Linked DNA regions of Homo sapiens: region 2 is linked to region 1. Evidence: chromatin loops called from intact Hi-C (ENCODE). Cell type or tissue: K562. All regions are shown on one strand. Each heading gives the region's core, and the rest is flanking DNA. Links, peaks and the distances in the headings are about the cores only. Region 1 has its middle 210 kb from the start of ZNF804B. Region 2 holds the start of ZNF804B (zinc finger protein 804B).

Region 1 (16,578 bases), core at 4,653-8,652:
CTGTTTTCACACTGCTGATAAAGACTTACCAGAGACTGGGCAATTCACAAAAGAAAGAGGTTTCATTAGAATTACAGTTTCATGTGGCTGGGGATGCCTCACAATCATGGCAGAAAGCAAGGAGGAGCAAGTCACATCTTACGTGGATGGCGGCAAGCAAAGAAAGGAGCGCTTGTGCAGGTAAGCTCCCTTTTTATAACCATCAGATCTCGTTAGACATATTCATTATCATGACAACAGCACGGGAAAGACTTGCCCCCATGATTCAATTACCTACCACTGGGTGCCTCCCACAACACATGGGAATTCAAGATGAGATTTGGGTGTGGATACAGCCAAACCATATCAGCTTCGATATCATTCCCCTTCTCAGGAGTGGTAACCCTAACTGCTGTTAGAGGGTGTTGGGCGACAACTCTTTCTGGCTACTTCCTGCTGAAAAGGGGTGTTGTGTGGGGAACAGCAGCTAGGGCTTCTAGGGTTGATCTAAGTGTCCTTGGAAGAAAGGCGTGTCATGTGTGGTTAAGTCTGTAGCACCATTTGGAGTTTGATTGCTTCTAGGTGAGAGGAAACAATTCAAATTATAGTATTGAGTAGACAAGGTCCAAACATTAATATAAAACACATGAGCAAGAGGAGGCTTAATAGTGGAACTAACCAGTTGTACAAAGACTGGATGACTGGATGACTGAATGGATGACTGGAACTGAGTAGGATGAGTAGCCCTTGCTCATTTTCTTATCTCTTTTGATTTTCAGCTTCAGGTCTCTTATTTCCTCACATTGGTATCCAAGACATTCCGCTGGGCTGCCGGGGATTGCTCTCTCAGTTTTCCAGGCTTTAACTTGAGCATGATGTATCCAGGAATCAATACCTGTAACTTTTACTGCTGAGGGCATTGAAAGGAGAATGGTGTAAGGCCCTCCCTGCTTGGGCTTAGAGAAGGAGAGAGAGAAGGTAGAGACTTTACCAATACCAAATATCCTGGGTTAAATAAAGGTGGTCCTACTTCTTGGGGTTGGGCTTCTGCTACTTGAGTTAATTCCTGTTGAAAACGAGCCAGAGAGTTTACATGCTTGCCCAATTCAGAGGTCTCTTGGTCTAATAAGAAATCATTGGTGAGAAAAGGCCATCCATACAGCATCTCAAAAGGGCTTAGATCTAACTTTGAAGGGGCGTTTCTTACCTGCAGTAAAGCCATAGGAAGAAGAGTAACCCAAGGAAGATGAGTTTCTTGGGACAGTTTCCTGAGGTGTCTTTTGATGACATCGTTTGTCTTCTGTAGTTTTCCTGAGGACTGGGGTCTCCAAACTCAATGGAGATGATACTGTATACCTAGTGCCTTTGAGGCTACCTGTGTGATGGCTGCTTCAAATGAGGGGCCATTTCACTTTGGAGGCACTTAAGTAGACCAACACAGGGAATAATTTCATTAACTAACATCTTTACTACCTCAGAGGCCTTTTCTGTATGCTATGGAAATGCTTCTACCCAGTTAGTGAATGTAGATACCCATACCAGGAGGTATTGGATGTCCTTCATCTTTGGCATGTCGGTGAAGTCTATCTACCAGTCCTCCCCTAGAGAGCATCCCATCCTTTGGATTTGAGGAGGAAGGGACTGTCTGTTCATGGGATTACTATTAAGAAAGACTTCGCAAGCATTAACAACCTGTTTTACTGTTCTTAGTAAGTTCTCTCCTGAAAACAATCTTTGGGCACATTGATAAGTTTTATCCTTTCCCAAGTGAAAAGCTTGGTGATGGAATTTAAAGACTTTCCACTGGCTGGAGGCTGGCAAGTGGACCTTGCCATCCTCTGACTACAGCCATTCTGAGGGCTGGAAGGTATACCCTTGAGAAGTGGCCCGTTCTATTTCTGCAGGGGAATACTGAGGCTAGATTTCTCTTATGGAGCCTTCCCAGAGTAGAGGGGCTTGAAGTGTGTTGATGTCATAAGACTTCCTTGCTGCTGACTTGGCTGCCTGATCAGCTAGCTTGTTTCCTTAGGCTATTTCATTTACTCCCTTCTGATGTCCCTTACAATGCATCACTGCTACCTCTTGTGGAGGGAAAACTGAGGATAATTACTTGTTAATTTCCTGATGGTATTTAATAGAAGACCCATTGGTGGTAAGAAAGTACCTTTCCTTCCAAATGGTAGCATGAGCATGGAGAACTAGGAAAGCATACTTGAGTCAGTGTAAATGTTAGCTACCTTTCCCTTGCTTAACTCAAGTGTAAGAGCTGTCAGTTCAGTTAGTTGAGCACTTGTGCCTGGAGAGAGAGACAATAACATCATTCAGAGTGACTACTGCATATCCTGCCTTATGGATTCTTTGCTCTACAAAGGAGCTTCCATCCATGAAGAGGGTCCAATCTGGATTTTTCTAGGGGAGTTTCCCTGAGATCTTCCCTGGCTGCATAGATCTGTACCACGACTTGTTCACAGTCACATTTAGGTTTCCCAGCTCCCTCAGGGAGGAAAGTGTCTGGGTTTAAGTCAGAGAAAGTTTTTAACTGGATGGTGGAACCCTCTAACAATAAAGCTTGATATTTAAGGAAACTGCTGTCTGTTCACCAAAGGCTTCCCTTAGAGGACAGGAAACCCGCCATATTATGTGGGGTATAAACAGTCAAGTCATTTCCCAAGTTTAATTTGGAGGCTTCTGGGACCAGTAGGGCCACCGGGGCAATGGCTCAGAGGCATGCTGGCCATCCTTTAGCCACCAAATCAAGTTCCTTACTCAAATAACCCACTGGCTGTTGTTTGTCCTCAGGTCTGCGTTAAGACTCTCAGGGCCATCCCCTTCCTTTCTGATACTTAGAGATTGAAGGCCTTTCCTATGGGAAGGCTAAGAGCTGGTGCCTTAAGTAGGGCCTGCTTTAGCTGGTTAAAGGCCTTTTGAGCTTCAGGTTCCCAGGTTAGGAGATGAGTTGTAAGCTGATGGAGTTTCTCTTATGAGGTGACACAGAAAATGAGCTATCTCACTGTACTCAGCCTGCAAAATTCTGTAATGCCCCAAAATCCTCTTAGTTGCTGGAGGGTTTGGGGAGGGGGAAGGAGGAAATGTGCTTAATCCTTTCTTCCCCTAATGCTTTGGTCCCTTCAGACAGCACTAAACCCAGAAACTTCACTGAGGTTTTGCAAAGCTGGGCCTTGGATTTTGAAACCTTATATCCTCTGTCAGCTAATAAATTAAAAAGAGCTTCAGTGCCTTCCTGAGAAGCTTCCTCAGTTGGGGTACAGAGCAATATATCACCCACATATTGCAAAATCTTGACCTGAAGATGTGAAAACTCAGTGAGGTCTTTTGATAATGCCTGTCCAAACAAATGAAGGATATCTCAAAATCCCCAAGGCAGCACCATCCATGTTAACTGGATGGTTTGGTCAGAGGCATCTTTGAAGGCAGACAGGTATTGAGAGTAAAGATGTAATGGTATAAAGAAGAAGGCGTTCTTTAAATCTAGGACTGTAAACCATTTAGTTCCCTCAGATATTTGGGTCAGCAAGGTATAGCGATTAGGTACTACTGGATGGATTGGGACTTTGGCCGCATTAATGAGGCAGAGGTCCTGAACTACTCTTCATTACCCATTGGGTTTTTGCACTCCTAATATTAGGTTTTTGTAGGAGCTGTTACAGGGTTTGAGAGGACCCTGTATCTTCAGGTTATTAATAATAGCTTCTAGCCCTTTCTTAGCCTCTGGGTTTAGGGAATATTGCTCCTGGTTAGGAAAAGAAGTGGGATCCCTAAGATATATCTGAACTGGCTAGTGGTTAAAGCTTGACCAATTTTCCCTTGAGTTGTCCACACTTACGGATTGATATTAGCTTCTACCAGTGGGAGACAAAGCTATTGTCCTGGGGCTATAAGGATGCTGGCCCTCATGCAAGCTAAAACGTCTCTACCTAATAAATGAGTGGGGCTTTCTGGCATGATTAAAAAGCCATGTGTAAACATTAGGTTTCCTCATCTGCAACTAAGGAGTTGAGAAAAATATCAATTTAGAGTTTTTTTTGAGATGCCCCTGATGGTTGTGTTATAAGAAGAGCAGAGGCCTGGATTAGAGAGGAAAGGAGAGAGGCTGGCTTCAGTGTCCAGAAGGAGATCTACCTTCATTCCTTCAATTTCCAGAATCATCTCAGGCTCCAGTGCTGTAATGGCAGCTTGAGCTGCTGAAGCCAGGCGTTTGAACCCTGGGATCCATCAGTCCTGTTGGGCCATCTGTGAGACTGGTTCTGAACCCAGTGACCTTCATCTTCAAGGGCAGTCTGATTTCCAGTGGTCCCTGCCACATGCTGAACAGGGTCATGGTGGTTTCTTCTTGCTACCTGGACACTCCTTCTTAAAGTGCCCTGACTTGCCACACTGATAGCAACTAGTGGATGCACCTTGGGGATCCTGGACTTTGCCAGGCTTCAAAGCAGCTATTAGAGCCTCTGTCCTTCCCTTTTCTTCCTTTCTTTCTCCTGGTTCTCCTCCTGGTTCCTATTATAAAAGACTGAGGTGGCCACCTTCAGAGAGTTCTCTAAGGTACTATCTGGTCCTATAGCCTGCTTCTGCAGTTTCCTTTTAATATTGGGAGCTGCCTGTGTAATAAAATTGTATTTTAGGATGAATTGTCCCTCCACTGACTCAGGGAATAGGGTTGTGTGCTTTATTAGTGCCTCTCTCAGTCATTCCATAAAGGCTGCAGTATTTTCTTCTCATGGACAGTTTAGGGTAATTAAGGGGTTTGGCCCTAGTTCTTTATAGGCCCTCCAATACACACATTAAAAAATGTTTTCTTTTCCATTCATCTGTAGCACCACTGGGATTCCAGTTAGGGTTGTCAAGAGGAACTGCTTCTATTGGGAATGGTGTTTCCCTTTCCTATTTTCTCTTTTCCTTTTAGACCTAGGGTTTGGCTTAGGAGCAGTGTAACATCCCTCCATGAGAGGTCAAATACCCGAGTTAAATTTTGGAAGGCTTTTACATATTTATTAGGGTCATCGGAAAATTGGCCTAAGTCTCCCTTTACTTGCCCGAGGTCCTAAAATGAGAAGGGAACTTGAACCCTAGTGACATCACCTCCATTGTGCATTTCCTGTAGGGGTAAGAGTGAAGGTCGGGGAGTGGGAAATTTTGGAGATGGTGGAGGTAGAAGAGCTGGTGGTGTGGTTGGAAGTGGCCCCAGATAAGGGGAACTAGAAGGGCTGGGATACCCAACAGCTGCCTCAGATGGTTTCCCCAGAAGTTGCTTTTCTAGTCTTGGGGAATCATTCAGTTTGGTCCTGCCAGATATGATTGCTAAAAGGGCTGGGTTGATTGTGCAATGCTTGCAAAGTCTGGGTTGTCTTGCAGGGCAAAGAAAGCCTATGCATAAGTTACCTTGGACCATTTTCCTCCTGTCTGCAGAAAAGATCTAATTGTTGGATAATATTAAAATTAAGGCTCCCTTCCAAAGGTCAGGCTGGTTCAAGAGCATAAGAAGGTCATGCCCTCATGCAAAAGAAAATGAACTGCTTTTTGTTCAAAGTCTCAGGGTCAAAGAGTCCTTGTGTTTCAGAATGCACTCCAGAGGGGTGCAGGCTGAAGATGGTCTGTTACCCATTTAGAAAGAGAAGTGAGAAAAAGGCATTCCTTTAGTCTCCTTACTTTTCTTGCGACCCAGGGTGGATGGGAAGACAGTGGGGGTGTCCCCGCTGCTGGTTTTTTTCTCCATGGTTCCTGGGTGCCGGTAAGTTGTTGAATGTGCTGCCCATGGTTGCAGGCATGACCTCCAGCTGTGGAAACAGAGGAACTAAGAGACTGGGATTAGTCATAGTCATCCATGTGATTTTAGTCCTCTGCCTGTGATTTCCCTTTGACTTCCTAGACTTTTGTGACCTACCTGGCTCCTCAGGAAAAAAAAAAAAAAAAAAAAGGATCTTGGGAGAGACAATGTGACAGTTGCATTCAGGCAACTGTTGCACTTCCCTCCTTAACAGAGGTAGTGTGCTAGTTTGAGCTCTATATACTGCTGTTATAGCCCATGCTAAAGCCTTCACCCTTAGAGAATGGTTCTGGTTAACTTCTGAACTTAAAATTCCCTTACTAATTAAGTACCATTCTAATTGGAGGCAGAATAGGTGCCTTAAAATAACATAGGGACTAAATGACTATTGATGGGACAGTATAGAGACTAAAATTTGGCTTTGGAGGATATTTTACTCCTAGTTGTTGAAGGCAGAATTTTCCAGTTTACAGAAGCAACATGAAGCCTGATTTCTAGTAGAGAAGTGCAAAAAAAGAAGAGAATTGGGAAGCTAGAGTGTTTTGGTAAAGGACCTACAATGTGCCTCATGGAGAGGATCCCTATTCCACTAGGTGGTGCTGTTGACCTTGAAATGCCATGTGCTGTCCAGACCAAGGGCAGAGAGAGACCTGGAAGTTCCATGTGCTCTCCAGACCAACGGCAGAGAGTGATACTCACTGTGGGAGGGGGGACCCTCTCTTCCTAGAAAATCACAAAGACACCCTTTGAGTTATATCCCTGGTTACTACGACATTCCCTGATCTTGCCAAACAAGATTACTTCCCTGAACTGTAAAACTTCCCACACATTGCATACACAGAGAGGATAGGAGATATGGTGGTTGCAGATAGGAAAGGAGGAAATTATGATAGGAAAGTTGGAGATCCTGTTGCTGGCACCCCATTGGGTGGTCGGAGGCTGGGGTCAGTCTAGAAGCCTTTGGATAACACTGGGGAGTAGCCCCAGCCAGAAATCTTCAGTCACTTCAAAACCTCTTCCAGCCCCCCGTAACATCTAAGTCCTCCATGAAAGTAAGCTGGTTCAAACATAGCTAATATGCCCAGGAACTCGTGGGTACTGGGGGATTCTCCATGTTCTCCCCAGCGAGCCTCACATGCAAGTCTTTAAGAATGACAGCCATGCTGTGTTTTTAACTGGCTAACGGATGCCCATTATTGATTTGATTTGCTTCTAAAATAGAGGCTGAGAGCCCTGAAAACAGAGGACAAAGTTGGAGTCCGCTCCTCTACTCACTGTTTCAGTGAATGTTGTGCTTTGGTATCCTAGACGAGGTCCCCCATATGAAGTGGCTACATTGTCTGGGGTATACACCCAGGATTCGTCTTCTCTCACCAGGAAAATTTAGGACATGAACACACATGAGGAGTTTAGGAGTGGAGGTTTAATAGGCAGAAGAAAAGAGAAAGAAAAACAGCTCTCTCTCTCTCTAGAGAGAGGGTTCTTTGAGTGGAAAAGTGGAAAAGACCAGCTGGTGGCACATGTGCCAGATTTTATAGTTCAGCTTGAGGAGGTGGTGTCTGATTTATGTAGGGCTCATGGATTGGTTTGATCAGGTATGACGTTTACATAGTGTGTGGGGAAGGCTGGTCTCTCCACCCTAATCCTGTAATGGAAATGAACTTTCCCCTTGGCCAGCACCATCTTGTCTGCTCCTTACTGTACACATGGCTGGCAGAGAGGGAAGATGGAGCTGCCATCTTGAACATGTCTAGTCCCTAGTTCCTGCCAGCATTCACCCGTGCAAACTCCCAGCTTGCTTGTCTGCGTCTGCAGCTGGACTTTACAGGCTGCTCTTTGTTAGAAAATGGTTTGGGGCTGCTTTTCATTAAAAAGAAAGCCTTACTGAAGACTCCCATACCCTTGCTACCTGCCTAAGTGATTTCTTCTTAACTCCTGTAGCAGTGTCTTGTTCTCAGGTATAGCATTCCTCCTCAGCCCTTCACAGGATTATTTAAGTATCAAAAGCTACAACATAAAGAGAGTACCTGGCACAGTGTTTGATGCACAGTAAACATTCAGTATGTCCTACAGTCATACTGATTTCTTTTATTCAGGATTCAAAAAGCTTAACATACAATAATGAGTTTTTTTTCAAACTGTGGTCAAAATATTATATTTTCTAGAATTTTACAGCCAGAAAAGCCTTAAACCACAAATCTTAATTCTGTAAATGAAGGAACAGCTCTAATGAAGTGAGATGATGTGTCCAAGGTGGCATAGTTAATTAGTGATCTGATGTTGGCAGGAGAGACTCCATTTCTTACAGAGATCTCTTAGGGAGATATGCACCTATATTTCCCAATTTCCTCTCTTAGGTTTATCAGTGACTTGACATGCACAATCAGAATTTACCTTGAACTCTGCCCAAAGGCTCCTTTTGCCTGATCTAGATAACATATTTTTGTGTAGCAGTTTGACAAAGTATGACTTATTATAAACTGTAACTATATAACATTTAAACAAACTTAGAAATTTTATCTAGCTTTTGCAGGCAGTTAAATATATTTTAGCCCATTTCATTTTAAAAACATTGTCACCATTTATTTTACCACATATATAAATTAAGATATAAATACAAGGTAAATTGGGGACTAAACTTTAAGAATCAGAGTTGGTAGTTTCTCATTCTCTAAACAGGCTTTATTTCATATTTGAAAGCATAAGTGAAAATTTATACTGAACATAGAATTACCATTTACATAATCATGTAAGTGTGATAGATGGAGAACAATTACCTGTGAATGTGGGCAATATGCCCAGACCAGAGAGACCACTTTCTGAAATGAGAATAACAATATTTCTATGAGTTCAAGGATTCTTCACAAAACAGTCATCCTAGTTGGATTGATTTACTAAAAAGTAGAAGCCAATGAGTTACAGAGTTACTTAAATGATAGCTGCACAAAATATTTTTGGTTACCATTTAATTATAATTACACCCAACTTAAAAGGGATCCTTCTCATAAGATACATTTTTTTCTCTAAAGAATCATTTGCTAATACACATCGTTCCAGTCTAAATAGAGTGGACATATAAATTATAATCTAAATAAAAAATTTTTGCTAATAATTATGCAGGACAATAGGTATAAATTATCCTGGGAAAACCACACTATATGGTATTGTTAAGGGCATAACTGAAATAATGCATAGGGTTAACAAAATGGGAAAAGGTGAAGTTACTATTGATGCCTTCTCATTTTCCTTTCTTTGTACTTTTCACTACTTCTGATGCCTTATCTTTTATTGTGCTTCAGCCTCTCTTGATACCCTACCATGGGGTGTCTTGATGCTGTCTCTAGGTACTGTTGTGCACACCAATATTATTCCCTTTTCAGGTGAAAGCTGCTGTTCTCCTCAATGCTTATATTAAATTTAAATCATAACTTGGTGCAGAGTACAAGAACATTTTTAATGTCAAACAGTTCTATGTTTGAGCTTCATTCCCCCACTCTCTAGCTGTGTAGCTTTGGACAAGTTACATAACCACTCTTTTCCTTATTTTTGTATAAATTTCTGGATAATGCCATCTATTGAGGAGCTTAAAGGAGTATGTTCAGTTAGAATGGGATGAGCTCTGCTAGATACCCAACTCAAAGAGCTGTGGACTTGAGAATCTATTCTCTACCCGTTATATGAGGTTAAGCCAAAGACAGGACATTTTATCTCCCAAGCCAAAGTGTCATTTTGTCACACAACAATGATCCTTCTTTTCCTTTTGCTCCTTTACTTGAAGTCACTTGTAGTCCTCCATGATTTGAGATATAGATAGAGGAAAGACTGTATGATTGTAATTCTTTCATTTTAAGAATTAATATTTGGCTTTACTATAATCACCCAGTACCAAGATGTTGAGATGAATGTTTCAAAATGCTGAGATGTCAGGCACAGCGCCTCATGCCTCTAATCCCAGCACTTTGAGACGCTGAGGTGGGTGAATAACTTGAGGTCAGGAGTTTGAAACCAGCCTGCACATGGCGAAACCCTGTCTCCACTAAAAATGCAAACATTAACCAGGCTTGGTGGCGTGCTCCTGTAGACCCAGCCACTTGAGAGGCTAAGGCAGGAGAATCGCTTGAACCTGGGAGATGGAGGTTGCAGTGAGCTGAGATTGCACCATTGCACTCCAGCCTGGATGACAAAGCAAGGCTCTGTCTCTAACAAAGCAAAAACAAACAAACAAAAACCAAAATGCTGTAACTCACCAGAAGACAGGACAGGGTCTCCTAAGGTATTCTCTAACAAGGTAAGTAATTGGATTATGATGGAAAGATGAGGAAGGTATTATTCTCTTTCTTTTTTTTTTTAAATAATTCTGCAAATTTTGTTCATTTTCTCTTCATCAGATCAAAATTCTTATGTGTATTTAGTACTTCAAAAATCCATTTGAAAAGCATAAACTAATGTAATGATTATTAAACATGGCTTTGAATCATGAGAAATAAAAAAATTAACCCGCAAACAATGTGTTATTTGCAGACATTTCAATAACAATTTGAATCTCTTCTTATCTATGCAGTCAGAAACAAAACATGATAATCATAAACGTAAAAGAGTCCTTTTTTTTTTTAAGTACAGAGCAAGAATTCTACACATCTGGTCATAATTTAGCAGTTTTTTTTCATATTATAACATGCATTTTAAATGTATATTTCAATTGCTATTTATTTATTTATTTATTAATATTTTACTTTAAGTTTTAGGGTACATGTGCACAATGTGCAGGTTAGTTACATATGTATACCTGTGCCATGCTGGTGCACTGCACCCACTAACTCGTCATCTAGCATTAGGTATATCTCCCAATGCTATCCCTCCCCCCTTCCCCCACCCCACAACAGTCCCCAGAGTGTGATGTTCCCCTTCCTGTGTCCATGTGTTCTCATTGTTCAATTCCCACCTATAAGTGAGAATATGCGGTGTTTGGTTTTTTGTTCTTGCGATAGTTTACTGAGAATGATGATTTCCAATTTCATCCATGTCCCTACAAAGGACATGAACTCATCATTTTTTATGGCTTCATAGTATTCCATGGTGTATATGTGCCACATTTTCTTAATCCAGTCTATCATTGTTGGACATTTGGGTTGGTTCCAAGTCTTTGCTATTGTGAATAATGCTGCAATAAACATACTTGTGCATGTGTCTTTATAGCAGCATGATTTATAGTCCTTTGTGTATATACCCAGTAATGGGATGGCTGGGTCAAATGGTATTTCTAGTTCTAGATCCATGAGGAATCGCCACACTGACTTCCACAATGGTTGAACTAGTTTACAGTCCCACCAACAGTGTAAAAGTGTTCCTATTTCTCCACATCCTCTCCAGCACCTGTTGTTTCCTGACTTTTTAATGGTTGCCATTCTAACTGGTGTGACATGGTATCTCATTGTGGTTTTGATTTGCATTTCTCTGATGGCCAGTGATGGTGAGCATTTTTTCATGTGTTTTTTGGCTGCATAAATGTCTTCTTTTGAGAAGTGTCTGTTCATGTCCTTTGCCCACTTTTTGATGGGGTTGTTTGTTTTTTTCTTGTAAATTTGTTGGAGTTCATTGTAGATTCTGGATATTAGCCCTTTGTCAGATGAGTAGGTTGTGAAAATTTTCTCCCATTTTGTAGGTTGCCTGTTCACTCTGATGGTAGTTTCTTTTGCTGTGCAGAAGTTCTTTAGTTTAATTAGATCCCATTTGTCAATTTTGGCTTTTGTTGCCATTGCTTTTGGTGTTTTAGACATGAAGTCCTTGCCCATGCCTATGTCCTGAATGGTAATGCCTAGGTTTTCTTCTAGGGTTTTTATGGTTTTAGGTCTAACGTTTAAGTCTTTAATCCATCTTGAATTGATTTTTGTATAAGGTGTAAGGAAGGGATCCAGTTTCAGCTTTCTACATATGGCTAGCCAGTTTTCCCAGCACCATTTATTAAATAGGGAATCCTTTCCCCATTGCTCGTTTTTCTCAGGTTTGTCAAAGATCAGAAAGTTGTAGATATGCAGCGTTATTTCTGAGGGCTCTGTTCTGTTCCATTGATCTATATCTCTGTTTTGGTACCAGTACCATGCTGTTTTGGTTACTGTAGCCTTGTAGTATAGTTTGAAGTCAGGTAGCGTGATGCCTCCAGCTTTGTTCTTTTGGCTTAGGATTGCCTTGGCAATGCGGGCTCTTTTTTGGTTCCATATGAACTTTAAAGTAGTTTTTTCCAATTCTGTGAAGAAAGTCATTGGTAGTTTGATGGGGATGGCATTGAATCTGTAAATTATCTTGGGCAGTATGGCCATTTTCACGATATTGATTCTTCCTACCCATGAGCATGGGATGTTCTTCCATTTGTTTGTATCCTCTTTTATTTCCTTGAGCAGTGGTTTGTAGTTCTCCTTGAAGAGGTCCTTCACATCCCTTGTAAGTTGGATTCCTAGGTATTTTATTCTCTTTGAAGCAATTGTGAATGGGAGTTCACTCATGATTTGGCTCTCTGTTTGTCTGTTGTTGGTGTATAAGAATGCTTGTGATTTTTGTACATTGATTTTGTATCCTGAGACTTTGCTGAAGTTGCTTATCAGCTTAAGGAGATTTTGGGCTGAGACAATGGGGTTTTCTAGATATACAATCATGTCATCTGCAAACAGGGACAATTTGACTTCCTCTTTTCCTAATTGAATACCCTTTATTTCCTTCTCCTGCCTAATTGCCCTGGCCAGAACTTCCAACACTATGTTGAATAGGAGTGGTGAGAGAGAGCATCCCTGTCTTGTGCCAGTTTTCAAAGGGAATGCTTCCAGTTTTTGCCCATTCAGTATGATATTGGCTGTGGGTTTGTCATAGATAGCTCTTATTATTTTGAGATACGTCCCATCAATACGTAATTTATTGAGAGTTTTTAGCATGAAGTGTTGTTGAATTTTGTCAAAGGCCTTTTCTGCATCTATTGAGATAATCATGTGGTTTTTGTCTTTGCTTCTGTTTATATGCTGGATTACATTTATTGATTTGCGTATATTGAACCAGCCTTGCATCCCAGGGATGAAGTCCACTTGATCCTGGTGGGTAAGCTTTTTGATGTGCTGCTGGATTTGGTTTGCCAGTATTTTACTGAGGATTTTTGCATCAGTGTTCATCAAGGATATTGGTCTAGAATTCTCTTTTTTGGTTGTGTCTCTGCCCGGCTTTGGTATCAGGATGTTGCTGGCCTCATAAAAGGAGTTAGGGAGGATTCCCTCTTTTTCTATTGATTGGAATAGTTTCAGAAGGAATGGTACCATTCCTCCTTGTACCTCTGGTAGAATTTGGCTGTGAATCCATCTGGTCCTGGACTCTTTTTAGTTGGTAAGCTATTGATTATTGCCACAATTTCAGCTCCTGTTATTGGTCTATTCAGAGATTCAACTTCTTCCTGGTTTAGTCTTGGGAGAGTGTATGTGTCGAGGAATTTATCCATTTCTTCTAGATTTTCTAGTTTATTTGCATAGAGGTGTTTGTTGTATTCTCTGATGGTAGTTTGTATTTCTGTGGGATCGGTGGTGATATCCCCTTTATCATTTTTTATTGCGTCTATTTGATTCTTCTCTCTTTTTTTCTTTATTAGTCTTGCTAGCGGTTTATCAATTTTGTTGATCCTTTCAAAAAACCAGCTCCTGGATTCGTTAATTTTTTGAAGGGTTTTTTGTGTCTCTATTTCCTTCAGTTCTGCTCCGATTTTAGTTATTTCTTGCCTTCAGCTAGCTTTTGAATGTGTTTGCTCTTGCTTTTCTAGTTCTTTTAATTGTGATGTTAGGGTGTCAATTTTGGATCTTTCCTGCTTTTTCTTGTGGGCATTTAGTGCTAAAAATTTCCCTCTACACACTGCTTTGAATGTGTCCCAGAGGTTCTGGTATGTTGTGTCTTTGTTCTCATTGGTTTCAAAGAACATCTTTATGTCTGCCTTCATTTCGTTATGTACCCAGTAGTCATTCAGGAGCAGGTTGTTCAGTTTCCATGTAATTGAGCGGTTTTGAGTGAGATTCTTAATCCTGAGTTCTAGTTTGATTGCACTGTGGTCTGAGAGATAGTTTGTTATAATTTCTGTTCTTTTACATTTGCTGAGGAGAGCTTTACTTCCAAGTATGTGGTCAATTTTGGAATAGGTGTGGTGTGGTGCTGAAAAAAATGTATATTCTGTTGATTTGGGGTGGAGAGTTCTGTAGATGTCTATTAAGTCCACTTGGTGCAGAGCTGAGTTCAATTCCTGGGTATCCTTGTTGACTTTCTGTCTCGTTGCTCTGTCTAATGTTGACAGTGGAGTGTTAAAGTCTCCCATTATTAATGTGTGGGAGTCTAAGTCTCTTTTTACGTCACTCAGGACTTGCTTTATGAATCTGGGTGCTCCTGTATTGGGTGCATATATATTTAGGTTAGTTAGCTCTTCTTGTTGAATTGATCCCTTTACCATTAAGTAATGGCCTTCTTTGTCTCTTTTGATCTTTGTTGGCTTAAAGTCTGTTTTATCAGAGACTAGGATTGCAACCCCTGCCTTTTTTTGTTTTCCATTGGCTTGGTAGATCTTCCTCCTTCCTTTTATTTTGAGCCTATGTGTGTCTCTGCCCGTGAGATGGGTTTCCTGAATACAGCACACTGATGGGTCTTGACTCTTTATCCAATTCGCCAGTCTGTGTCTTTTAATTGGAGGATTTAGTCCATTTACATTTAAAGTTAATATTGTTATGTGTGAATTTGATCCTGTCATTATGATGTTAGCTGGTTATTTTTCTCATTAGTTCATGCAGTTTCTTCCTAGTCTCAATGGTCTGTACATTTTGGCATGATTTTGCAGCAGCTGGTACCGGTTGTTCCTTTCCATGTTTAGCGCTTCCTTCAGGAGCTCTTTTAGGGCAGGCCTGGTGGTGACAAAATCTCTCAGCATTTGCTTGTCTGTAAAGTATTTTATTTCTCCTTCACTTATGAAGCTTAGTTTGACTGGATATGAAATTCTGGGTTGAAAATTCTTTTCTTTAAGAATATTGAATATTGGCCCCCACTCTCTTCTGGCTTGTAGAGTTTCTGCCAAGAGATCTGCTGTTAGTCTGATGGGCTTCCCTTTGAGGGTAACCCGACCTTTCTCTCTGGCTGCCCTTAGCATTTTTTCCTTCATTTCAACTTTGGTGAATCTGACAATTATGTGTCTTGGTGTTGCTCTTCTCGAGGGGTATCCTTGTGGCGTTCTCTGTATTTCCTGAATCTGAATGTTGGCCTGCCTTGCTAGATTGGGGAAGTTCTCCTGGATAATATCCTGCAGAGTGTTTTCCATCTTGGTTCCATTCTCCCCGTCACTTTCAGGTACACCAATCAGATGTAGATTTGGTCTTTTCACATGGTCCCATATTTCTTGGAGGCTTTGCTCATTTCTTTTTATTCCTTTTTCTCTAAACTTCCCTTCTCGCTTCATTTCATTCATTTCATCTTCCATCGCTGATACCCTTTCTTCCAGTTTATCACATCGGCTCCTGAGGCTTCTGCATTCTTCACGTAGTTCTCGAGCCTTGGTTTTCAGCTCCATCAGCTCCTTTAAGCACTTCTCTGTATTGGTTATTCTCGTTATACATTCTTCTAAATTTTTTTCAAAGTTTTCAACTTCTTTGCCTTTGGTTTGAGTGTTCTCCCGTAGCTCGGAGTAATTTGATCATCTGAAGCCTTCTTCTCTCAGCTCGTCAAAGTCTTTCTCCGTCCAGCTTTGTTCCATTGCTGGTGAGGAACTGCGTTCCTTTGGAGGAGGAGAGGCGCTCTGCTTTTTAGAGTTTCCAGTTTTTCTGCTCTGTTTTTTCCCCACCTTTGTGGTTTTATCTACTTTTGGTCTTTGATGATGGTGATGTACAGATGGGTTTTTGGTGTGGATGTCCTTTCAGTTTGTTAGTTTTCCTTCTAACAGACAGGACCCTCAGCTGCAGGTCTGTTGGAGTACCCGGCTGTGTGAGGTGTCAGTCTGCCCCTGCTGGGGGGTGCCTCCCAGTTAGGATGCTCGGGGGTCAGGGGTCAGGGACCCACTTGAGGAGGCAGTCGGCCCATTCTCAGATCTCCAGCTGCGTGCTGGGAGAACCACTGCTCTCTTCAAAGCTGTCAGACAGGGACATTTAAGTCTGCAGAGGTTATGCTGTCTTTTTCTTTGTCTGTGCCCTGCCCCCAGAGGTGGAGCCTACAGAGGCAGGCAGGCCTCCTTGAGCTGTGGTGGGCTCCACCCAGTTCGAGCTTCCTGGCTGCTTTCTTTACCTAAGCAAGCCTGGGCAATGGCGGGCGCCCCTCCCCCAGCCTCGCCGCCGCCTTGCAGTTTGATCTCAGACTGCCGTGCTAGCAATCAGCGAGACTCCGTGGGCGTAGGACCCTCTGAGCCATGTGCGGGATATAATCTCCTGGTGCGCCATTTTTTAAGCCTGTCGGAAAAGCGTGGTATTCGTGTGGGAGTGACCCGATTTTCCAGGTGCCGTCTGTCACCACTTTCTTTGACTAGGAAAGGGAACTCCCTGACCCCTTGCCCTTCCCGAGTGAGGCAATGGCTCACCCTGCTTCGGTTTGCACACAGTGTGCGCACCCCCTGACCTGCGCCCACTGTCTGGCACTCCCTAGTGAGATGAACCCGGTACCTCAGATAGAAATGCAGAAATCACCCGTCTTCTGCGTCGCTCAAGCTGGGAGCCGTAGACCGGAGCTGTTCCTATTCGGCCATCTTGGCTCCATTAACCTATTCTCTTTCTTAAATAATTATTCATAATGTTTACTTGGGAGTTTTCTTTTCATTTCTTTGCTCCCATTGC
Region 2 (16,578 bases), core at 4,288-8,287, 210 kb after region 1:
CCTATTAGAATGACTATTAACAAAAAAGGCATAAGATAACAAGTGTTGGGGAGGATGTGAAGAAAAGGTACACTGTTGGCGAGAATGGAAATTAGTACAGCCACTATAGAAAACAGCATGGAGATTCCTCAAAGAATTAAAAATAGAGCTACCATATGATGCAGCAATCCCAGTCCTGGGTATATACATCCAAAGGCAATAAAATCAGTATGTTAAAGAGGTAACTGCACTCACATGTTTATTGCATTATTCACAGTAACCAAGAAATTGAATCAACTTAAGTGTCTGTCAGTGGATGAATGGATAAAGAAAATGTGTTACACATACACAGTGGAATATTATTCAGCCATAATAAAGAAGGAAATTCTGTCATTTGTGACAACATGGATAAATCTGGAAGACATTATGTTAAGGGAAATAAGCTAGGCACAGGACAAATACCACGTGATGTCACTAACATGTGGAATCTAAAAATGTTGATCTCATAAAAGTAGAGAGTAGAAAAGTGGTGACCAGAGGCTGGAGTGGTAGTGGTTGTGGGCAGTTGGTGAGATGTTGGTCAAAGGATACAGAGTTTTAGATAGGAGGACTAACTTCAAGAGATCTATCATACAGCATGTTTTTCCAATTTAAACTCCCACCAGCAATGTGAGATAATTCCAGATCCTGGTCATCATTTTGTAGTTTGGTCTTTTTAGTTTTAATCATTCTGAAGGGTGGGTTGAGATTTGTCATTGCTTTTTAAATTTGCATTTCTCTGATGAAAAAATATATTGAGCATCTTTTCTTATGCTTCATATTAAGAGTTTCAATATCCTCTTTTGTGAAGTGCCTTTGAAATTCTTCTTTTCTTTTTTAATGTTTTTCTTTGTTATTGGTTTGTAGGAGTTCTTTATATTCAAGATATAAGTTCTTTATATTCAAGGCATAAATTCTTTATTGTATCTCTATATTGTCTGCATGTTTTCCCAGTGCAGTTTGCTTTTTCATTTGTGATCAAAAGAAAAACCACAGTATAAAAAAAAAAGATGCTCTGTTAGTTACCAGTATTTAAATATTAGGAGGATTTATAGAAAAATCTGGATTTTTAATTTCTTTTAAAGTAGTAGGAGGATCCTGCAACATTTTGCTTGAGATCTCATATACCTTAGGCTGCATGGTAGCTACTCCCATGAGATGCCTACTATGGTCCCTGTTGCTTCCTACACCAACCTACTTCACAGGTTCATAATACCAGCCCAGTTCTGTTGGTGCCTAGTGTGAGAGCCTGATCTAAGGTCTCCCTTTTTTAAATTTATGAGCTGTACCTACCAGAGTTTTTTGCCTGACAGGTTCAATAGTTTAAGGGACAACGAAGGTCCCTTTTGGATGATACATACTTAAGAATGCCAAATCTCTGACTACCAAGTAATAAAAACTTTAATGTAATTGAATGCATAGTTTTTACAATAATTCATTTTTTAAGTGGCAGGATATAAAGCATCATATCTGGGAGGAGAAGTTGAGACTTTAAATAGAGAAAGTGAGAATTTAATAATAGTGGAATTAGCTTAAATAGAGTTTAAATAGTAGAATCAGTGGAATTTGATTAGATGTTTCATAGGATGCAGATGTAAAAAGGCAAAAATATCATAACCTAAATTTCAGAATTTGTCCTATATATGTGTGTTCATATATATACATATATGTATATATACACACATATATATCCCCATATTGCTTTGGGTGTTGGAACCATAGAAGTGGACATAATAGAGAAATTCTCTGCTTTCATGGACTTGTAATTCAAAAATAATAAGTCAATACATAAATGTACAAGCAAATATTAAAATATACAGTAGTTTAAGCTGCTAAACAAGTTTTTATAGTAATCAAGACAGTATGATATTTGTGAAAGAATAGACAAATAGATCAATTGAATTGAATACAGCCCAGAAATAGCTCACACAAATGCAGTCAATTGATCTTGGACAAAAGAGGAAAGGCAGTTTAATGGAGAAAGTATAGTCTTTTCAACAAATGGTACTGGATCAACGTGAAAAAAATTGAAAAAGAATCTAGACACAGACTTTCCACATTTATAAAATTTAACTCAAAAAGGATAATAGACTTTGCCCTTTACTTTTAAGGGCAAAACCATAAGACCCTAGAAGAAAATACAGAGAAAAATCTAGTTGGCCTTGGGTCTGGTAATGACTTTTTAAATAGAGCACTGAAAACATGATTCAGGAAAGAGAAAATTGGTAAGTTGAACTCAAATTAAAAATATCTGCTCTGCAAAAGACACAGTTGAAAGAATGAAAAGATCAACCATGGACGTGGAGAAAATAATTGCAAAACATATCTGATAAAGGATTGGTATCTAAAATATAAGAACTCTTAAAAGTTAGCAACAGTGAAACAAACAACTTAATTAAAAATGGGCAAATGACATGAACAGATAATTCAGCAAAAAAGATATATAGATGGCAAATAAGCATATTGAGATGTTCAACATCATAAGTCATTAGGAAATTGTGAATTAAAACAACAGTGCAATGCTATTACATATCCATTTAAATTGTCAAAATCCAAAACACTGACAACAATAAATGTTGATGAGCACATGGAACAAAAGGAACTCTCATCCACTATTGGTGGGATTGAAATATGGCACAGTCACATTGGGAGACAATTTGGCAATATTTTACAAAACTAAACCTAAGATTCAGCAATTGTATTTCTTAGCATTTAGCCAAATAAGTTGAAAACTTATGTCCACACAAAAACTAGCATATGAATGTTTTATAGCAGCTCTATTCATAATTGCCATAACTTCAAAGTGACCAAAATATTAATCAGTAGGTAAATAGATAAACTGTGGTGCATTAGTTTCTTAGGGATGCTGTAACAAAGTATCACAAATTGGGTGCCTTAAACAACAGAAATTAATTGTAACACAATTCTGGAGGCTAGAAGTCTGAAATCAAGGTATTGGCAGGGTTGGTTCTTCTGAAGGATAATTTGTTCCTTGTCTCTTTCCTAACATCTGATGGTTTGCTAGCAATCTTCTGGCATTCTTTGGTTCATGGCATTGGCTCATGGCATAAGGACTACAATCTTCGCATGACATTCTCCTTGTGCCTCTGTCTCTGCATTCAAATCCTTCCCAAACCTTTTTTTTTTTTTTTTTTTGGATAATGACAAGAGTCATTTTGGATTAGGGTCCACCCCAATGACATCACTTCAACTTGATCATCTGCAAAAACCATATTTCCAAATAAGGTAGCATTCACAGGTGATAAGGACTTTGCCATTTTAGGTGGGGGGTGCAGAATTCAACCCCTAACATAGTGGAATATTATTCATTAACAAAAATTAAGGAGATAGTCAAGCCACTAAAAAGATACGGAAGAAACTTAAATGTCTGTTGCTGAATCAAAGAGGCCAGTGTGACAGAGCTAACTATTGTATGATTCCACCTACACAACATTCTTGAACAGGTAAAATTAAGGAAAGAGTAGAAAGATCAGTGGTTGCCAAGGATTCAGAGGGAGACAGGGAAGGATGAACAGATGGAGCACAGGGAATATTAGTGCTGTGAAACTATTCTGTATGATACTGTAATGGTTAATACGTGTTGTTATACATTTGTCAAAACCTGTAGACAAAGAGTGAACTCTAATGTAAACCATGAACTTTTGTTCATAATATTATATCAACATTGGGTCTTCAATTGTAACAATGTACTACATAAATGCAAGATGTTAATAATAGAAAAACCTGTCTGCTGGAGCAGTAAGGGGATATAGGATCTCTCTGTACTTTCTGTTCAATTTTTCTGCAAACCTAAAACTGCTCTAAAAAATAAAGTCTATTAATTTATTTAACAACAACAAAAAAAAGTTCCAGGTTCTAAGTAGCTCCATTAGCTTCACTGGTCAGAAGGAAGGGCCTCTCTGAAGAGACAACCTTTATATCTGACCTGAAGGACAAGAATATGTTTCCCTTGTGACATGCAGATAGGAGGATTTCTAGTAAAAAGAGAGCTGGAAAAGGGACTCTGCAGTGAAAAGCTGCATGTGCCTGAGGAACACTGTGAGGAGCACAGGGATTTCCCAGGGGAAGGCAGAAGAAGGAGGCAGACAGGGACTTGATAGAACAGGACTTTTAAAACAGAGTATAGTTTGGATTTTATTCTGAGTGTGATATGAAATCATTGGATGGCTAAATAGCGATGTACTAGGATATAATATATTAAAATAAATATCACTATGGCCTTTGGATATAAAGAATAAATTGTGTATGGGGGCAACACTGGAGGCAGGAAGACTGGTTAGGCAGATATTGCAATGGCCCAAGCAGAAGATAATACTGGTTTGGACTAAGGTGGAGGCAGGGGATATAGAGGTGTGGGGTGTATTTAAGATATGTTGATAAAGGTAATAGAAGAGAGGACTTCTCACTGTGTCAATCATCTATGACACAGCTATGAATCTGGAAATATATGGAAATATCAACTTGGTTGCAGGCTGAAGTCCATGCCCTTTGCCATTCACATCCTCTTCCATGGAATGAGGACTCATCAGATAAAATATTGTTTTAAATAAATGGACCTTGTGAAATTGCACATGATATTTGCTTTTCATAATGTTTGCTGTAATAGAATTTTACTCGTATCTAAAACTCATTTGGCATAGACATATTTCCAATTTTCTTTCACTTTTCACTGAAAATTTTTAATTACTGGAGTTGGAAAGAAAGTATCTCTTTTAGTAGAGAGAAAAGTTAATACAACTGAGCAACTTGATATCTTTAGCAACTATGTAAATAAATATACACATCTTTCTTTTATTTACATTTGGTGAGCCACATCTAAAATATATGCTAGCAAAACTGGGGAGCTGTGAAATATGACGACACCACACTGATAGATATCAGTCACAATCTGGCAAGGAAAAGAAGGGAGTTGCTTTCATTTTCTGTTTGTTTTTAGAATTATTCTTAAAACTAGATAAATGTGACAATTGTGCCAATTTTTTGCCTCAATATTTTAAGATGAATGGCAAAAATTAGAAAGAAAAGGACAATCTAATGCTTAAAATATGGCAAATGAACAAATTCTGTATTATCCATTTCTAAAGGAAAAGTATTTCGAAATTTAAAAATTTTTAAGAAATTCAGCAAAATTACAGTAGTCTTTGAAACATTACTATAAAAAGTAGATTATTTTGTTTCCTCTGGGAAAAACTCAAATAGACACAGGATAATGGTCTAATGAACAAGAATGTCAGGATAGCTAACAAGTACTTTGAATAAGATATAAAACAGAATAGTGTGTTTGAATTTTATATTTTGATTACTCTTATCCATCCTTCCATTTTATAAAAATATGGCTGATTCGTAAAAATAATTAAGCAGTATTAGGAAGTATATTTGCTCAATGAAGAAGACATAGTACCCTTGGGCTGTTATTTACAGAAATGACATCATTCATCTTTCTAATCCATTCTAAGTTGCTTATGCGTTGGTCCTCAATGCTGTTTGCTACCTACATTTATTTATCCAGAGTGAAATAGTAACTATCAACTGAGCCACACTATCTTCTTCAAAAATTCCACTTTATTCATTTTTTGGTCAATATTTCACCTATTTTTGAAGTTTTACTATTTGCAAATACATTGTTTTCTTTGTATAAAATACATCTAATGTCTATACACTAGTAATATTACTTGTTCTCAGCTTCAGGAAACACTTTACAGCTGTAAGTTGAACAAACACTACGTTGTTAAACATGCCATTGTTGTGGTGTTAAATACATCAATAGAAAGGAGAAGATGGATCTGTTGCATCTGCTGCCACTGCTCTATAAATTTATTTTTATTTCAAAAGTTCTTACCAACAATTTATTTAAAATAAACAATTCCTGAGATTTACATTGCACTATCCCAGTTTCAGTAATTTTTATTCTGAAGGTTTGCAAGGAATTGGCATTTTTCCCTTATATACTCAGAAGCTTTGCAAACACTTTAAAAGACTATATAAAACCTTTAAAATGAGAAGTACATCTATGTATTTTTTAAATAAAATATTAAGGATATTAAGCCATTGTAATGATGTAAACAAAAAGTCAAGCTTTTATTGGGTAGTTACAAAAGTTATAATTAGATTCTTTTTTGTTCCTTTTTTGCTTAAGAATTTTATGAGTTGCCTGAATAGGAAAAATTAAATTAACAGTTTTTTTTTCCTTTTAACCTGTTTCTGCTTTTGTGTCAATGTCAACCGGGATGCGAATGGGGCATTGTGGGAGACAGGAGAGGACAATACTGGGGAGAATTAGCGCATTGGCGGTAGCCTTTCAATTCCAGCGCTGAAGCAACAGACTGAGAGGAGGTGAACCTTTACCTTCTCCCAGGCACAGACAAGGCGAGGTGAGGCAGAGATGGATTGCAGAACCGCATTAAGCAACCGCGGGGTGGAGGAGAGTGCAGGGTGTCTCCAAACCCTGGGAGGGCTATCTTCTCCTTTCAGAGCACATTTCTGCCCAGGTCTTTTTATTCTCAGTGCAGCTCGCTCCCTGGTGGCTTAAATTACGGTAAACGAAATAAGGTCCGTTAAAAACCACTTCTGAGAGGGGTGATTATTGGGGGTTTTGAAAGCACAGAGGTCTTATAGAGACCAAAAATATGTGCCTCGCTAAGATACAGAAAGGCTTGTAAGTGAATCTTCATAACTCTGGGTACGTGCATGTATATGCACATATACGTATGCATGTCTCGTTTCTATACCTTATATAAGTTTTCTGCCCAAAACTTTCCTCGTCCGTGCGTTCCCTACCACGGCGCATCTAATCTGTCTGCCCTATTTGTGGCTGCACAGCTCATTCTTGCAACCGGCTGGGGAGCTGTTGCTTCTGCCAACGCCGCCGTCAGCCAGAGCGCTGAAGAAAAGCTGAAGGCCAGCAGGCAACGAAAGAGTAAAGAAAACGCCCTCCTCCTGCCCATCTCCTCCACCACAGCCTCCCCAGTCCTCCCAGGTGACTCCCAAACAGTAGAAAGTTGGCTCAGAGATAGGGCAGAAGAACCGGGGGGCTGGGCGGCTGAGGCCGGGAGGTGGGAGAGGCGGGTCCTGCAGCCCCGAGAGCCCCCCGCGGCTGCAGCGGCAGCTGTCACCTCCTGGCCTCGCCCCACAGCACACCTGAGCCTCCTGGGCAGCCCCGAGCCCACAGCTCCCAGCAGAGGCGCTAACTGCCCTCCTCAAGCACAGGTCGCCGCGTCCCCAACTCCCTGTCCTCACCCCGGCCCGCCCGTCTCCTCCTCCGCCCTCTCCCGACTGCAGCGGGGGCAGCGCTTTGGCGCTCCCAAGGACTCCCCGCCACTCTCCCCACAAAGCAGCGGCGGTGGCGGCGGCTGCTGCTGGATCTTCACACTGCAGCCAGCAGCCCAGGACGCCCCCGGCCGGACGATGGGTACCCGCGCCTGAGCATCCCCCGGGCAGGCGCCAGGCGCGAAGGCAGGGGGCGGGAGGAAAGGGGCGGGGGAATTCCTGATTCCCTGGTGGACCCTGGAAGTTGTCCTTAAATAAATATATCGCTGGCCCGCGGTTGAGCAGCCACCTCGTCAGAGCAGCATGTGGACTGGCTCGCCGGGTCCCCTCCGTGCTCTGTGCTGTCGCCGCCGCCGCCTCTGTCAGAGCAGCAGCTGTCGGCAGCAGGAGCCCCGCACGGGGCGCGGAGCAGGGACGCGCTGCCACCGCCTCCCCCTGCGTCCTGCTGGCCGCGTCTTCTCGGGAGGTGGTAGTCGCTGTTGCCGCTGAGAAACCCGCCCGCTTTCCACGGCTGGTCGCCTGGTGAGGAGTTGAGACTCTGCGCCTCCGCCCGGACCCACATGGCTTGTTACCTGGTCATCAGTTCGAGACATCTCAGCAATGGGCACTACCGGGGCATTAAAGGAGTCTTCAGGGGACCCCTGTGCAAGAACGGATCTCCCTCTCCGGTAATGTGCGCGCGCACACACATACATACACAAACGTTCCAACTCAACACAAACAAAAAGATATTGAGAGATAGTATCCTGATACAATGAGTAGGTGGTGGACATCTAAAACGTATACCTTATCCATAGGTATGGAGATACATCGTGTCCGTTTATACAATTTATTGACAGACTGTGACACAGAGAGGGGTGTGTATTTACATGTGTATTTTCAATTCAGTCAGTAGGATCTATAGTGCTACGGATGTAAATACTTACTGAATGCAGTCAACTGCAGGGCTCAGAAGGTAGCTCCTCTGTGCTATGTCAACTTACGAATCTGCTGATTTGAGCAGTGTAGAAAGTTTGAGTGGCACGTTATAATGTGCTTTTGTAAAGTCATCAGTTGAGATTAGTTTAATAATGCTACTGTTACTTTGTGAGAAAAACTCAAAGATTTTCCCTCAAATCATTGGCAAAAGGAAAGTTATAGGTAGTGAAAACTTGATTATATCTAATGCTCAACTATGCACATTCTTTAAGGGGAAGTAAGAGAATTCTTTATGGAAATCTGAGTTGGATAATTTATTGTATAATATACAAATATATTAACATGCAATTAACGTGATTGCTTTTTAACTTAGTAAACTATTCAATTTAGTTACTATTCAGTTTATTCACATTCTTTTTATAAAATAATTTCATCCAGATTATATGAGTTAAATACATTATTAATTCATTTCTTGGTACATGCTATTATGTTTTAAGGCTCCAAATATGTTTCAAGAAAATGTGTGTGAATGTGTATGTGTGTGTAATTTATATATATATATAATAAATATATATATAATAAATATATATATAATAAATATATATATATATTAGTTTTGGACTACTAGTGACTAAGTATCCAAACTTAAAGACCAACTTTTGAGGTTTCATATAAAAAACAGTATTTAAGTCTGTATGATATCAAGAGGGAAAACTGAAATTGCCCAACTTTAATTTTTTTATGTTTGATATTTTCCATCATGGTTTAATGCTTCTTTAGCATGAATTATTCAAAACTGCAACATATTATAAAAGCCTTTGATTATTAATAAATGCTATATGTAATTTACATGAGAAATCTAAGATCAGAAAGTACAGGTGCCCAGAGATATCACTAGGATTCCTCATGACAAACTATTCCTTCACATGCTTTTATGTACTATAAAAAGTGGGTTGTTGCAACTGCTCCCCCCAACAACTGTATACAGTACTGAGTCAGAACTGTTAGATGGAAAATACTGTTTGTATAAGTACTTAACAATTAAACTCACAGGGTTAGCAGGCACTTGCAGAGTTCTAGTTTAATAAAGCCCACATTCAGTCCCTCTAAGTAGCAGGTCTGAATCTTTCCCATTTCTAAAGATTCTCAGAATTGGAGTTCCTGCAGTCTCAGCAAACCACTTTAATGTTTAACAACTCACAGTGCCAGGAGAATCTTTCTTACAGCCAACTTAAATCCTTTAAATTCTTCTTTAAGTCTATTTCATCTAGAAAACATACAATGTTCTGCCTTTCTCACAGGTATTATTTTTCAACGCTTTGGTAATCTCCGTGCCTGTCTCCCTTGCCCTCCTTTTGGTTATGGAAAACTAAATTGGGTAGGGCATTGTACTGTTTGTGCCTTAAGACTTCTCAGTATAAAGGGAGAATTGCTTCATAATCTTACACGGTTTAGTTCTATTCAAGTTGGTTAGACTATGGTGTTCATCTTCCCAAATCTGTAGGGCTTGCAGAAGAATTTCTGTTACATGGTCAAAAAGTGTCCTTTCTCTCCCACTTTGGTCAGTCATCTCCCAAGAGCCTGACTGACACTATAGAGACTGGATGTGTGAATGTGGATGGGAGAAGACAGCCCATTGACCACATGGCTGTGCTGGTTGACCAGGGTTCACCAGGTACTCCCCACCCTCAGGGCACTATTTTTATTCACTGCTGGGCTGGTTTTTACTAAAGTACAAATTAATTTACTTTGTTATCTAGGATCTACACTTTGACTCACTGGAAGGTTCTCTCCAATATTTATTTACACATTTGGATGTACTTAAATTACATATGCATCATTTAAAAATATCTAAATTAAATGATATATGTACTTTCTCAACACTATTTGATTTACTTGGTCTTCTTTTACATTTTATTATGGAATTTGCATGGCTTTTTCAATATTTGAATAGTTTCTCATGTGAGCTGGGCACTGTATGAAAATTTGTGTTTATTCATTCTCTATCATTGGCAGGTGGTTGAGATGAGTCTTCCAACAAGTTGAGGTCCTCTTCCCATTACATAACACTTAGCCTTTCTCCCTAAGGTGAAGTGGATCACTACCTTCTGGACCTTAGACCCTTACACACTTGAAAACTTTCCTAATCTAGATAAATGTGTGTTTGCCTTCCTTACTAATTAATTGCAAAATATGAAACTGTAAACTGTGGTTATAGATCTTTTTTTAATTCAGCAATACACATTCCCCAGTTATTTTCAGGTTGACATAACTTTATTGATTTTTTTCCTTTAGTATAAATGTTAAACTCAGAGATCCATAAAATACATTCATCTATTTCCTTAAAAAAACATAGCTACTCTGACTTTTTTTTTTTTTCAAATTTAGTGCCAGGAATGACCTAAAATTGACCTTTACATCAATGACTTTAATTATTTCCACTCACTGAAACTCAGTTTATTTAGTATAGAGATATTCTTAGTTGACTTAACTAACTTTCACTAAGATTTCCAATACTTCAACTTTGGTCTTTGCCCTTTTTATCCAAGTGTCTCTCCTATTACTTTTGCTCCACATTTTTCTGTTTTATTAGAACTGTTTGCATGTAGAACATGGTCTTAATATTCAATAAAACAATTATTGGTTAAGACTACTTTCTACCTCTGCTACAGAAAGGAGAAAGCTACAATCCCTTTTTGACATAATAAGGATTTCTTCTTTTGTAGTTCTGATATTATGGATATCTGATATCTGGATATTATGGATAAAACATTTCACTTTCCTATAGACATAATTCTTCAATTATATAGGTAAAGTAGTTGTGTACATTTATGTTCAAATCACATGTCTGTAAAATCCAAACATGCAATTTTAAGCTAAAAGTAAAAAAGAATGATTATATTTATTTCAAAGGATTTAATTTAGAAAACATGTTGAATCATTATATGGAATTGTTGTAATAAATTCTTAATGAGTTATTTGAGAAATAAAGCATTTTACCCCCAAACAGTTTTTGCAGATCAGTAAACTGAAAATCCCAGAGTGAAATTCAGCTTCTATCTTCAAAGTGAAAACATGGTAATGTCTTTTATCTATTGCATCTTTCTTCTTTTTAGAGACTGTGTGTGAAAAAATAGCATACTGCTTTTTAAACCTAATTAAAATGGGAATAATTGAGTAGAGATAGTTTATACTACTTTAAATCCAGGGACATATTAAAGAAAGTAAAAAAAAAAAAGAAAAATGAGAGAGGATTTTATGGTGCTTAATGATAAAAGTCTCTATTTTTAGAAACTGTGCATTTTCTAAATTCTACCACAATTTATACCTATCCCCGACTCTATCTAAACTCTAAAATAATATGACTACATGATGACTTTAAAAATCATTATGAGATACACATATATACATTATAGACAGAAAAATAGATAGATAGATAGATAGATAGATACACATTGCTATCTGTGCTCAAGCCAAAGAAGTTTTTTATATATTATGTTATATAGTCTTCTACCATCAAATATATTAATGGTAAAACTTTGTTTTAATAATTGGGAGCACTTAGGGGACCCAGCAAGCCAGTCCACATGGGCTGCTCTGAAAAGTTGGCTGCTCAATTTAATAATTAAATTTAATAACTTAATCAGTAATTAAGCTATTCATTGAGAACATAGTCTATAGATTAATTCAGTGTTCATGAACTTCTAAGTTCTATCACCATGTTTGAATTCAATAAAACAAATAGCTTCTATGTAATAAGAAAAATATATTTGACTTGACTTTTAGTTATGTGATCTGAAATAGCATCTCAAGTTTATATTCGAATGTAGTGCCGTTAATAGTGAGACTATCATTCGGGATACCTATTGATTACATGTTAATAATAATGGTAGATATATATTTTATCTGTGGTACATATTTAGCTTATTATTACTCTTTTGAAGTTTAGATAAGGTTATATTTCTTAAGAAGTGCTTATTCCTGGGAGCACCATAGTTAGACATCCTGGAATATCTTTTTCTGGGAATGCCTATTGTCTTAATGCATTGGGTATAAAGGAAATTTTGGGGATTGTCATCAAAGTGAAAAATCAGGGTCGCTGAATGTTTTATGTTATCTTATCTTAAGTTGTATAGCTGATTAAATTGGCTAATAGGAGGATGTGGAATATAAACAAACAAGCATTTTAAATGGACCAACAATCTGCTACAGAATTCTCTTGATAAATTACAAATGTATATCTATAAATGAAAGAAGTTCTAGAAGAGATGAACTACCTTGAAGATACATCCATCCATCCAGAGAACTTCTTAAATGAGGAAATGAGTGCAGTTAAACCCTTGTCCTTTTTTTCTAATGCCTATAATATCTGACTGTGTATATTTTCATTATGCCTAATAAATACACATTAAAGACTTTCAAAATTGCTCTTAAAGTGATGCACTTTTCAAGTGCAAAATATAATTATGAAGACATGCCCTCCTGTAGAGAAGTCACCTGCATCCTCTTCTTGAATTCATGAATGCATAATACTACCTTTCATGTTGGAATTTTCAGACGTTTTCAATAAAGACGACTTAGTTACAATTCTTATAATACATGTTCTCTTTTTTATGTCAAGTATCATATAAAGCAACCTCCTTTCTTGTAATTGCCTTTACAGCCATTTCTTCTTTCCCCTAACTGATTTCAATAACTTTTTAGTTAGCACCTATGCTAGTTGGTACCTTCCAGAACCTAAACAAATTTGTGTTTATTTGACTTCAGAAAGTTTCCATATTAAGAAGACTTAAATAGGTATTTGAGCGCTATAATTTTGGCTTTTATTAGATTACACTACATTTATTTCATAATTGAAATTAGAGGGCTCATATACCTTGATTAGTTTCTTTTAGATATATGACTAAAATGAACTCTCTGTTTTAGGTTTCTGCTCCATAATTTGGAACTAAAATAAAAATGAAACATTTTGGTATCATGGGTAGGCTAAATGTGCATGACATTTAACATAGAACTTAACTATTTGTGACTTAAAAGAAAACATAATGTTAGTTGTAACTGTGAAATTTTTGCTGTATAAAGTGTATGCACTAAAATACGTATTTTTATGTGTTAAGTAATAACAGAGCTTGAAATGCCAGTTGGTTTTAGGCTGTGTTGGAAGCAGACAGCAAGAACAATAATATATATCTCAAATAACTATCAAGTGCCTTTCAGTGTGAAGTTGATTTTTTCAAGATACACATTGTCATAATTCTTTGGTATATATGAACATATTTTGTATAAAATAATTTGAATAAAAATTGAAATAAAAATGCTACTTTGCTTGAAAATGCCTTTGGGTTATAACAAATGTAGTTTTTCATAAAAATTCAAGTAGCCCTTATAAAATGACAGCTGAAAAAGCCTTTTGTAGATTGATTTCACAAATCAGGTTTACTTAGAGAATAAGATCTGGAGAGAGAAATTAAATATTTGATATGTTTTCAAGAAAAAGTGTAGTTATAGTGATAATAGTGATATACCAATTTCCAAGTTACGTAGTCTCTCTTGTTTTGGAAGTACTAAACTTGGAAGGAAATTCTGGAAAAATAAATTACTTTCTACCTTAGACAGCATTTTCAGTTGTAGCTAAGACACTCTAAACTTAATTGAAGATAAAAAAACACAAAAGAGTATTATGGTGTTTAAATTGGAGCAGGACCTGTAATCCCAGCACTTTGGGAGGCTGAGGTGTGAGGATCCCTTGAAGCCAGAGCTTGAAGCCAGGTGTTCTAGACCAGGTTGGGCAACAAAGCAAGACCACATTTCTATAAAAGAAAAAAATCAGCTGGGCTCAGTGGCTCATACCTATAGTCGTAGCCACTTGGAAGGCTGAGGAAGGAGGACAGCTTGAGCCCAGGAGCTGGAGGCTGCAGTGAACCATAATAAGGCCACTTCACTGCAGCCCCCAGGCAACAAAGGGAAACCTTGTCTCAAAAATAAATAAATAAAACATAAAAGGGGGTTTTGATTTGCTTTTTAAAATATTCGCTAATGATATTAATTTTCCTGAGATGACACTCAGATAACATGTATTCAACTAATCTCTTATTTTGTTCAAATTTGATATCTAAATTCTAAACATATACTTCTGAAGAACTGATAATATATTTTTCTCTTCACAGAAAAGGATAACCATATAGTTGAATCATTTTCTTTTCTTCTTTGGCTGGGAGGAAGAGACAAATCTGTGGCTTAGCAAAGGGATAGGAATTGATGTTGGCCTTAAAAGCAACATGATATACCCTTCTCTGCTCATCTCCTGTTCCTAGTCCAGCTCTGATTCTATTTCCAATGACTCTCGTTATTTTTACATTTATATTTTGCTGTTTTAATGTACAAAGTTTCTTTCACATGACTTAGATCTGTTGTGAAAACAAGTTGGGTTGTAAATCAATAATAAAATATTGAATGTCCAAATTAAGGATGCTACTCAGGATTTTGTACTGGACAGCAATGAGAATGATTCATAGAGATTATTCAGTTTGTTCATTTCTAGCAAGTATAATTAGGACTGCCAGTTTTCTTTTTTTCTTTGACAATTGGCAATTTCCTTTTGGCAAATTTTATTTCACTTTTGTGTGGGTGTAAGAGGCAGAATATAGCTTATTTTGAAATGGATATTGCCAGTTTTTTCTTTTCTTAAACAATCTTCTTCCTCTCTATTCTTCTTGCCATCAGTCCTTATTCATTTCATTCACATAATTATCAAGTTTTTCAGCATCTTTTTTTGGTTCACACATAAATGTTGGCATATACTTCTAACTCCAGAGATACTAGCCCTCGCAAATGGTAAGAACTACTCTATTCTGTGCGCTCTTTCACCCAACCTTACAAGTTTCTCCCCTGTTCACCATCCACACGTAACTTTCATCTTTAGTTCAGAATTTACAGCTTTCCCCATATCTCCATTCAGAACCCACCTACCAGTGTTCTTCCCCTGCCCTTCTTCCCACAGCTATTACTCAGCACTTCACTTGTCCTGTGTACTTCTCAGCACCAGACAAATACAGTCAGCTTCCCCTCTTTCCACTCACATATGTCCCTTCCAGTTCTTTATTTTGCTGTGAATAATTATGTTCTCTAACGTCTTCCTTGGCAAGCAAAGGCTATATGCATTTTCTTTTTGTGAATGAAATAAATGCCATATTCCAAACAAAAATGGCCATGGGGCCTCTTTTTTTAAATGACAGGGAGGATAGAGGCATGCCTTAAATTAGACTTGTCCTATTCATTTGCTTCATCTGATATGAAAGGAAGAGGCATGGAGGTGGCCATATTACTTGCATTCACATTCTCTAAAAACGTTCAAAATCCTTGAATAATATTTTAAGTGTAGGTGCATGATCCAGCCTTCACCTACATTTTCAGCTTTCACTGTGTATCCGTCCACATGATTCTACTATTGTCCACTTATACTGAAGAGTTCTTGACTATGACATGTTCGCAGATGTTTCTGCCATTGCAGACGCTGTTCCCTCTACCCCAAAAATTTTTTACCCTTCATTTGTTGGGCCATATCTTGTATATTCTTACAGACTTAACTAAGGAGTTCAGTCCTGCATTTCCTTTCACAGGTCAAGTGCATCTCTTATAGCCTGCCATTACATCCATCAATTGCCATCACATCCATTGAAATCCTTGGGGTAAGTCTGCTGTCATCCTTATGTCTGCAAATATTCTGCCTTATTTTACTCAATAAATATCTGTAGAATGAATGAACGGAGGTGTGAATAAAAATGAATGATGAACAATATATTATTAGATTCTTCATCATTCAGGACATTCCCACTGATACATTTGACAATAGTGTAGCTGGTATGAGGAATATTGGAAATTTCCACCTAGTCATTGACTTCAATGTTTAGCTTATGATTTAAAAACCACTTAAACTTAATGAATTACTGTGAATACCTCTTCTGCAATTTCACTGCAAGAAGCCTCCAGAAAATTGGGGCTAGCTCTACAGTTTAGCTATATATTTATATTGAAATTAGTGAAATTTAAGGAAATCTTAAGTACATATTTAGGCATTAAGAACATTAACTCACAAATATTTGGCTAGGCGCAGTGGCTCACGCCTTTAATCCTAGCACTTTGGGAGGCCCAGGTGGGCAGATTGCCTGGGCTCAGGAGTTTGAGATCAACCTGGGCAAGATGGCAAAACCCATCTCTACTAAAAATACAAAAAGTTAGCTCGGCATGGTGGCACGAGCCTGTAATTCCAGCTACTCAGGAGGCTGAGGCCGGAGAATCGCTTGAAACTGGGAGGCAGAAGTTGCCATGAGCCGAGATAGCACCACTGCACTCCAG

Evidence for each region. Hi-C counts contacts between places; a loop is a spot of excess contacts. Peaks named below come from ENCODE experiments on the same cell type or tissue, not always from the same donor. Only the 100,000 strongest peaks of a DNase experiment are listed, where the experiment ranks them.
Region 2: it touches region 1 in a loop (7-fold over the local background); 1 of 110 quality-filtered maps calls a loop at or near these places.

The regions. Positions count from the first base shown.
Region 1 is chr7:88,540,562-88,557,139 of GRCh38, forward strand. No RefSeq gene overlaps it. Among named protein-coding and RNA genes, the nearest start is that of ZNF804B, 210 kb to the right of the region's middle. RefSeq lists enhancers at 1-815, 6,193-6,487. In K562, for the core only: a CTCF peak has its summit at 6,353 (motif pointing right); a DNase peak (open chromatin) is centred at 6,370.
Region 2 is chr7:88,752,112-88,768,689 of GRCh38, forward strand. ZNF804B (zinc finger protein 804B) reads left to right here and starts at 7,589. Exons shown (of 4, transcript NM_181646.5): 1 at 7,589-7,973. The coding sequence starts at 7,866. RefSeq lists an enhancer at 7,735-8,279. In K562, for the core only: a CTCF peak has its summit at 6,575; a DNase peak (open chromatin) is centred at 7,360; H3K4me3 peaks cover 1,315 bases.